Regions from separate parts of the Mus musculus genome. Here region 2 is linked to region 1. Evidence: chromatin contacts called from ENCODE Hi-C or POLR2A ChIA-PET data. All regions are on one chromosome and are shown on one strand. The core of a region is the stretch at or near the end of the contact, and the rest is flanking DNA. Distances in the headings are between cores, read along the strand shown. Region 1 holds the start of Plxna2 (plexin A2). Region 2 overlaps Plxna2 (plexin A2).

The links. A loop is a pair of places that touch in the nucleus more often than their neighbours do. ChIA-PET counts read pairs that join two places held with the same protein, here RNA polymerase II (POLR2A).
Region 2: a loop to region 1 is called in a map of heart, with 5 times the contacts of the local background. The contact joins the enhancer-like site here to the promoter of Plxna2 in region 1. A Hi-C loop is called at or near these places in 8 of 37 maps with a recorded cell type or tissue (Patski, heart and v-Abl transformed pro-B cells). POLR2A ChIA-PET finds 5 or more read pairs at or near these places in 1 of 5 experiments (Patski).

Annotation. Positions count from the first base shown.
Region 1 is chr1:194,617,653-194,621,787 of GRCm38, reverse strand. It overlaps Plxna2 (plexin A2), which reads right to left and starts at 1,959. Exons shown (of 32, transcript NM_008882.2): 1 at 1,391-1,959.
Region 2 is chr1:194,657,878-194,662,418 of GRCm38, reverse strand. The region is part of intron 3 of Plxna2 (plexin A2); the gene reads right to left. Among named protein-coding and RNA genes, the nearest start is that of Plxna2, 40 kb to the right of the region's middle. Within about 2 kb of position 1,863, at least 1 of the 3 ENCODE cell types and tissues checked has a DNase peak (open chromatin) inside an H3K27ac peak, as active enhancers do; it is heart, where a contact is called at or near this core.

The sequences.
Region 1 (4,135 bases), core at 710-3,209:
AGTTTTCCAGGGTGATTACACAGAAAGTTGTGCATTTCAATTAGGAACAGCTGAATTCCTCCAGCCAGGGTTAAGCTCCTCTAGGAGCACGGGTTCTTACTGGAAAGCCCCAACATTCATAGTCAGCCCAGAGCGAAGAATGAAGTTTCAAGATCTGGAAAGAGACTGAGTATGACAGGCCTGCTATTGTGTGGAATTGCAGAGAGCTGAACCTGACTCCAGGTCTGTTGAAAGCAGCCATCTCAGTATTGTCTGTGTTCTAGCCCAGATACTCAACTGTACAGACCTGGTCCACTGCAAGGATGGCTGTGTCTCAAAATGTCTAATCCCCCACAGATGGCCTTCAGAGACATCTGGTAGCCTCACTCCCCAAAGCCATCCACCTCTGTCTGTTGTGCATATGAGTGGCTAGAGAGTTAATCTGTCTGTGATCTTGGATCTTCACTGAACATTCTTGCCCTCAACAACTACTCTCCTTTCCAGATGGTAGGGACTGACCTGTTCTCCCAAGTTGCACCCCCTCCCTCCCCCCAGCTTTTTCTCCCTCTTATCTCTACTTGAGCTATTTGAAGAGATAGCCCTTCCTAGGGCAAGGGTCATGTTAAACAGGTGGGCATTTTTGAGGGCCCTAGGAATGACATTTTCAGCTTTTGACATACAGCTCAAGATGAACATTTACGAAGACTACCTATGAGTAAAAGAAACTGGAATTTTCTAAGATCCTATCACTTCGTGAGGTAGGGCAAAAAAGAGTACATGGAGGGAAATGAGCTTTAAGGAGCCTCTTGGACTCTGGACAAACTCCCACTTCAACCAGCACCACTGTTGCTCAAACCAAGGGGGCTGGCCCCAGCTGGGCACTATGCCATGGGGGATGGGGACAGGAACACTTAACTACAGTGCTTCCAAACCGTTCTCACAGATTCCCGGAACGCACGCAAAGGATGCCTTCTCCTTCCCGGTGATTCCCAGTCTACTGAACCACTGGAACAGCCAGCGGCCACCCGGGACTACACTGCCTGGTGAACGCCCCCCAACCGGCCTCCGGCCATAGTCGCTCCAGGCTATCTTGCTAGTGCCACGGAGGCCCTCTCTGGGCTCCAACCCTGGGACGACCTCGTCGCTCAGGCGCTCCCCAGAGCTGCAGACAGCCGGCAGGTGCGCGCTATAAGCGCGCCACGGAGCGCCGGAACCACCAGAGCCGCTGGAGTCTATGGCCCGGAAGCCTGGACAGGAGACTGCAGCTGCGAAAGTGGCGGATCACGCGCGTATACTCGCCGCCACAACCAAGCCGGGGCCGGGGCCGGGACCCCAAGGGGACCTGAGGAGGCTGCGCCGGAGGAACCGCCGCGGGAGCGCGCTCGGGGAAAGGGCGGAGGGCGCTGCTTACCCAGCTCGGCAGTGTCTGTCTGTCCCTGCGTCCCCTCTTCGTCCGCTCAACTGGCGGTTGCCCAGGGCAGCGTGCGCCCAGTCCTGCCTGACGGGAGTCACACTGGCAGCCAGTTCCACATGTAACCCAGGATCATTAAAATCCTCGGCCCGCGCCGGCCGCTTGCCTGTATTCCTGGGGTGGCCCCCGAATGGTTCCTCGCGTCTTCGTCCCAGTCGCTTGTGCGCAGGGACCCGGTTGTGAAGGGGCGTGGGGTCCCGCAGGGTCCCTCCGGGGCGGCTCAAAGCCGGGTGTCTTCAGTTTTCTCCAGCACGACTTTCCGGGCTGCTCTGACATCAGCGATCCCGCGCTTCCTTCCCTTCTGCTCCTGGCTTGCTCGGCCCTATTTCCTCCAGGAACCGCTGCCAGCTCTGTCTGCGACCGGGCCCATAAGCTCCCCGCGGCTCCACGGCTCACGGGTCCACCAGATCTGATCGCTCGTCTTCAGCTGAAGGATCCCAGCAGCTGCTCCAGCCGCCCCCACTCGGCTCTGCGCGGACAGTGCTGCGCGCAGCGCGGCTCAGCTCAGCTCCGGTGGCGGCGCCCTCAGCCGGCCTCCTATATTACCGCTCAGCTCATTATCATAGAGGCCGCGTTAACCCCCTCCCCGCCCACGCGCCCCGCCCGCGCAGACCGAATACCCTAGCTGGTCCACCCAAGAACCCGGCAGAGCTACGGCTCTGCAGGCGTTCTGCTCGCTCAGTTTGGACCACCAGACACTGTCAGTAGTCAAGGGCCCAGAAAGGTTGTACCAGGGTCTAGGGACTCATGTCTTGGGGCCTGGTAAGCCAGCTGGCTAGGCTTCGGGAGGGGATCAGAGTGATGAGAGCACCCCATCCCCTCGCGTGGCGTCACCTGTCACCAAGCAAAGCCTCCCCTCCTTTCTCTTCACCTGTGAGCTAGGGGTGAGTGTGGAGGGACATATATTACTGATGGGCTTGAGATGGGGTGTCGGATTTCGGAACAGCAAATTTCTCTACCCTACAAATTCTAGAAAGCCAACGAGCTGTCAAAAGAGGTTTGAAGTTGTTGATAATTATTTCTACATTTTAAAGAGGAGTCTGGCTTTGCATCTCCGGTTTCCTGTTCCATTGGAAAAGGAGGTAGGGGCTGACTCGGGTGGGTGCTGTGGAAACCATAGTACCAGGAGCGTTTGCATTATCCAGACCCGCGAGCCCGCCTCGTACTGGAGGCAGAGGGTAATGGCTAGAAGATTAAGACAACTTTAATATCCCCAGAAAAGAGGATTTTTCAGTCCTGGTTGCTTCCGCGCTCACGGGTCTTGATTCCTTGGTTCGTAGTCTGTGAATCTGCAACTGCGGCTACGGCTTTCCCGCGAGGGCCTGTGCAAGCTATACCCCTGCAAGGTCTCAGGGTCTTCGAATTCCCCGATGGAGATTGAACACACCGAGTTTACTCAACACATCAAAGTGTCTGACAAATGTCCCCTACTGCCCTCTTGTGGCCATACTCTTCACCGGTATAAAAAGAAAGAGGGATGTGGGATGCTTCTGAAAGCATATAAAAACAGTTGACTGAATTCTCAGTAGGAGAGAGAGAGAGAGAGAGAGAGAGAGAGAGAGAGAGAGAGAGAGAGGAAGAAGAAGAAGAAGAAGAAGAAAGAGGAGGAGGAGGAGAAGAGAAGAGAAGAGAAGAGAAGAGAAGAGAAGAGAAGAGAAGAGAAGAGAAGAGAAGAGAAGAGAAGATCACTTTCATCAACTATATTAGAGACACGGGATTTTGGGATGTAGAGTTGGCTGTTTGGTAGTTTGGTTGGTTTGGTTTTCTTCACTATGTATCTCTGGCTGTCCTGGAACTCCTTACTACAAACCATAGTGGCTAAGACCTCACAAAAATGTGCTTGCCTCTGCCTCCCAAGTGCTAGACTCAAAAATATATGCCACCACACTGGATACCTGGTCCAATTAGCTATTCTTAAAAACAAAACATGGTTACCTCATTTAAAAACTCTTAAATTAATCAATTCATTAATTGCCTAAAATTTGTTTCCGGTAAGTTTCACTAGCTGTTGCCAATTTTGTCCTTTGGAGCCACAAAGAATCTGAATTCTGTGATGCACACCTATCTTGTCCTTTGAATTTATGTAACATTTATTTTTGATAAAATGCCCAGTGATTCTCACATTTATTCTTCCTCTATTATTGTTTATGTCTGCATGTGAGTGTGTCTTCCCTCTTTACACAAATGATCGTTATTCTTTATTTCTGAGTACGCTGGATTGAAGGCACAATTTGTTAAGGAAGATAAAGGGAAGGTGCTATCAGATTCTGTTACACTTTTGCCATGTTTTTAATGAGAGGAACAACAGTCTAGCCAGCTTCCCCTGAGACCATCCTTAGTAGAGCAAGGTAAGTGATAAAGCTCTCTGTTGAATATAGGGCCTTTAATTCTAAATCAAGTGCTGTATGACTATGTGTGTGTTGTGTCTTATCTCTTGCCTCTTCTCAGTGCCTCAATTTAATCTCATTTTTGAGATGATTACAATACAATTTAAATAATTTCAGTTACACATCCCCACCCCTGTGATCTAGAAATAAACCCTTAAATGAAGAATGGGGGGTACATTAAATGAAAGTGACTCCTCCACATATACCCATCCTGTTCTTTTCTCCCCACACTTGCCCTGCCTGTCATGAATAAAGGAAGAGAGAGGGAGAGTGTGGGAGAAAGAACACCTACAGACAG
Region 2 (4,541 bases), core at 614-3,113, 41 kb before region 1:
TAAGATGGACATACTAATTCTTACATGATATGAGTTGCTGAAACATAATTTGAAATATACTCAGATCAGGGTTTAGTACACAGGAGCTGACTAGTTTACAGTAGTCAGAGTTGCTTGCCAGGAGTGAAGCCTAGCATGGATGATTGGAGAGTCCCACTGCAGTGACTTGTCAGAACCTCTCAGCCCCAGGGCAAACATTTGGTGATTGAGTAGCCTTCCTGCTAGACAGGCTTTGGTGAGACTTCTAGACATATAGAATGAAGGGTAAAGAATGCAGTTCACTCTAGAGCAAGCTACATGATCAAGCCTGGCAAAATCTAGGTGGATCCTGCTCTGAGAGAATAATCCCCAGACCAAAGTTGGATTCAGCTCAGAAAATGTTTGTGTTCTATGGAGAAGCAGCAGTTAGTTTAATGTTAAAAGCAAAGAAATAGTTCTTTCACTTAGAGAAGAGTCCCAAAGATGAGACACCCAAACCTGGAATTTAGAATGTCTTTGTTATTAACCTTGTGTGAGTTTGAGTAGATCATCCAACATTTCAAGGCCTGGCTACCTTCTCCAGTAACAGTGTGTGTGTGTGTGTGTGTGTGTGTGTGTGTGTGTGTGTGTGTGTGTAAGTATATATGTGTATATATATATATGCACATCAGTGTCCAGGATCTCTAGATTAAACCTGGCTTTAGCGTCCCCTATAGGAGTAAAGTCCATTTACAGCTATAAGAAGGCTTCTGATATTGCTTGATAGTATCAGCCTTCTCCTTAAGAGTTCTGCTCCCCCTCTCCCATAAGTCCCAACTCTGTAGTCTTTACCCTTGTCTTTGCTGCTTGCTCACAAACCCCAGACCACTTAAGCAGGGAACAATCTGATTAAATAAAGCCCGTTGATGTTATGTCTCCTTCCAGGGAAAGGGACATTATTCAGTGGGCAGCACTAGTTTTTGCATGGAATACAGAAGAGTAAGAGTGTAGTGTCTGAGTGGGATACCTTGGCATCAGATTCTTATAACCTCTTCTCCACCTTGAAACCTAAAGAACTTTCTAAAATTTGAGATAGGATTAAGATAGACTAGGAGGGCTCAGAGTTCCAGGTTCATCCTCTCTGCCTTATATCTCACTGGATCGAAAGTATGCTCACGGGAAAAAAAAACAAACAAACAAAAAACAAGCAAAAAAAAAAACCCTAGAGATTCCAACAGCTAGGAGCTTTTCACTTGAATATCATGGGTTATGAAACTGACTTAAATATGCATGTAATTCATCTCAGCTAAAATATTTGTGATACTGTCTCCAATGTCCCCATCTTCCCTTGATTAGCCATATGACCAGAGAAAATGTATGGAGCATTTCCATATGCAGCAGAACACAGAACAATCCCAACTCTTCTTGAACATCTTAAAATGTAAGATTAATGAGCTGAGAGAAACAAAAGGAACTCAGACCTCTGAAGGAAAAACATAACAGTATAGGAGTGCCTAAAACAACACTAGCAGCGATGATGCCAACAGCAACATCTGCCATTCATGGAGTTCCTTTAAGCTCTACACAAGGCTCTGTCAGATATTCTACATCCTTCAAACACTCACAGCAATATAGCAAGATGGACAATTGTGATCTAGCTAAGGAAACTGCTCCCAACATCACATAGTTCATGTGGGGCAGAGCTGTGCGGCACCGCAGTATTGTGGTTGGCTTGGGTGCACACATCCAGAGAAAACAGTGTTGGTTGGTTAATTCTGCAAAGCAGCAGACATAGAGCCTCACTTCCTGCAGTTCCACCCCAGGGAGGGCCAGCACAGCTTGTTTGCTCTCACTGGTGACTAATGTAGCTAGATGCCAAAGTCCATCAGGGTTAGATTAGATGGGCTCAGCTGGGCCAGTCTTCCAATTTTTTTTTCCCATGACTCAGGACTGGGGGCAGGGGACAAGAGTGTCTTCCTTTATCTGACCTTGCAAATGTGTCACTGAAAGGAAGCCTGATGTGACAGTGTCACTACCTGCAGGAAACCAAGGAAAAGTAGGATTTTGACAGAAGTCTCAAAGATGCTCACAATTACAGAAAACTCTTCTGTAACAATCACTATTAAAAAGTTTTCATATACTATCTTTTCATTTCTTATGACAAATATCCAAAGTGTTTGTTGCTACTTTCTTCCACAAAACAAAAGAAAAAGGTCACATTTTGTGACTGTGCCAAGTTCTGCACTCTATGCTTTACACAAATCATTTCTTTGATTGTTTTGTCCATTAGCATTTACCATTCACACATAGAGATCATGTTCACCTCTGGTTTATGTCTGTCTTCCCACACTAAATGGAATCTCCATTAGGATGAGTACTTTGACAGTTTTAGTCACTACTATATTACCTAGTTCCTGACACACCTATTGTTATGATGGGGCACCATGACCAAGGCAACATCAAAAGAATTTACTGGACTTTATAGTTCCTGAGGGTTACAGTTCATGACTATTATGGCAGGGAACATGGCAGCAGGCAGGCGGGGGCAAGGCTGGAGCAGTATCTGAGAACTTACATCTTAACAAGGCAGAGAGGAGAGATGAGGGAGACAGAGAGACACAGAGAGACACAGACAGAGACAGAGAGGACATAGCATAAGCTTTTGAAACCTAAGTCCCATTCTCTGTGACACACCTCTTCCTAAAAGGTCACACCAACTAATTCTTCCCAAATGGTTTCACAAACTAGCAACGAAACATTCAAATATATGAGCCTATGAGAGGCAGTCTCATTCAAACCACCATAACATTCCATAAATACTATTCCAAGAACAAATTACCATTTCATGGAGCAAGGGTAAGAATCACCTTTGCTTTACAGGACAGGTCACTGGAATTCAGAGGTCTCATTGCTGCTAGGTTATATTCAGAACTAGGTCACATGAAACCACAGAGTTTCCTTTATGTACATCAGTCTCACCCTAAAGGGAAGGGGCTGGAGCAGCTGGCCTTTGGAAGTCCCTGCTGACAGAGACACTCAAGACCTAGTTGCCTACAGGACATGTATGTATGTGGTGGGCACTTTTCTGGGGACGTGGCTTTTACAAGTTGGCACCTTGGTTTGTAGTGAATTCTACAGAATATATTTGGATCATCTGCATGCTATGAACTTGAATTTTCATCTCCAACCTCCTGACTCAAGCCATAGTTTCCTGGTTTCACCTTCCTATAAAAAGTCCAGAATTTCACGACTCACTCTTGGACTATGAACAGCCAGCAGAACACTATGTTTTATGCCTCAAGCAGGGGTCACTAGAATTGAAGTGCACAAACTGCACAAAAGATGCAAAAATAAATATGCACTTAGCTTCCCTTTTCAGAAGGGTTCTGGGAGAGTGGAAGCCCTTTCCCTGGGGCCTGGTGGGAGTCTGGATAGAGTTGAAAACCTTTGCCTACATCTGTCATGGCTGAGCAGGAGGACATACATATGGGGTATCTGTAAGTATGACTTATTCCTTGTGCCAAAGAAATGCCTCTTTTCCCAGCTTTGGGAAGACCAGTCCTCTAAACCCAAGGGGTCTATAAAACAACAAAACAAACAGTGAGTTTGGTGGCAGGAGTCTGGGCAAGGAGCCAGTTTCATTACAGTGATTTGGCAGTGAGCTTTGGAGTCAGTACCCCACCTCTGTGATACACACTCTGGGGAGGTCAGAGAACATCTGCGGGCCCACCACAACTCCATATCTCAGCATTTCTGGGATGCCAGGGGACCAAATCAGATGTCTCTAGTGTCAGGATAACCACTAGGGACTCTGGAACTACCTCCCAGCTCCTATTCCTGGCTGTTTACAGGATCAAGGATTCCTGCAGGGAGAGAAGTGAATCATTTCCACCCTGAGGAACCAGTGGCTATTGTTCTTGTTCAGTAGGATTGGCAAGGAATAAAGTCATGTTTCCCAGATTTTCATGCAACTAGGCCTTCCCAGCTGCCACAGTGACCCCACAAAACAAAGGCAGCGAAGTAGCAGGTTAGGAACTTGGGTGTTAGGGAGGAAGTCTGTGTGAATGTCAGTATAGCCATGTGAGGTGAAGGGTGTATAAATGTGAACATGTTACTTTTATTAAACCTCTGAGTACTAACTCTGGGAAGAAATCCTGATAAACTCTTCAAGGTCTAAATTGCTAATGCAAGAAGTTCACATTTTGTTTGGCTTTGCTTGAGGACTCAATTATGAGATTACAAGAAGATAGGGTAGGGATGTCAGGGTTTCTGGTAGGCTGGACACTAGATACCATACCTTGGTGTATTCTTTGGAAAACATAGAAACAATTTCCCTTATAAATATACTTTATACGTGGCCCTCTCTAGAAATTGGACAGTCTCAGTGAATTTGTAAAAATGTCCCAGGAGTCAAAAAGTAAAGGGCTGCTAGAGTACTAGAGAAACTGGTTATCTGAGCTTCTGCACCTGCCTACTACAAAGTTTTCACCTGATCCAGGCGAGGCAGATGTCTATGTGTGCTATTCTAGAGTCTCTAGGCAATGCAGGGAGTGCTCTTCCCCTGCCTTATTAGCTAATGTCTC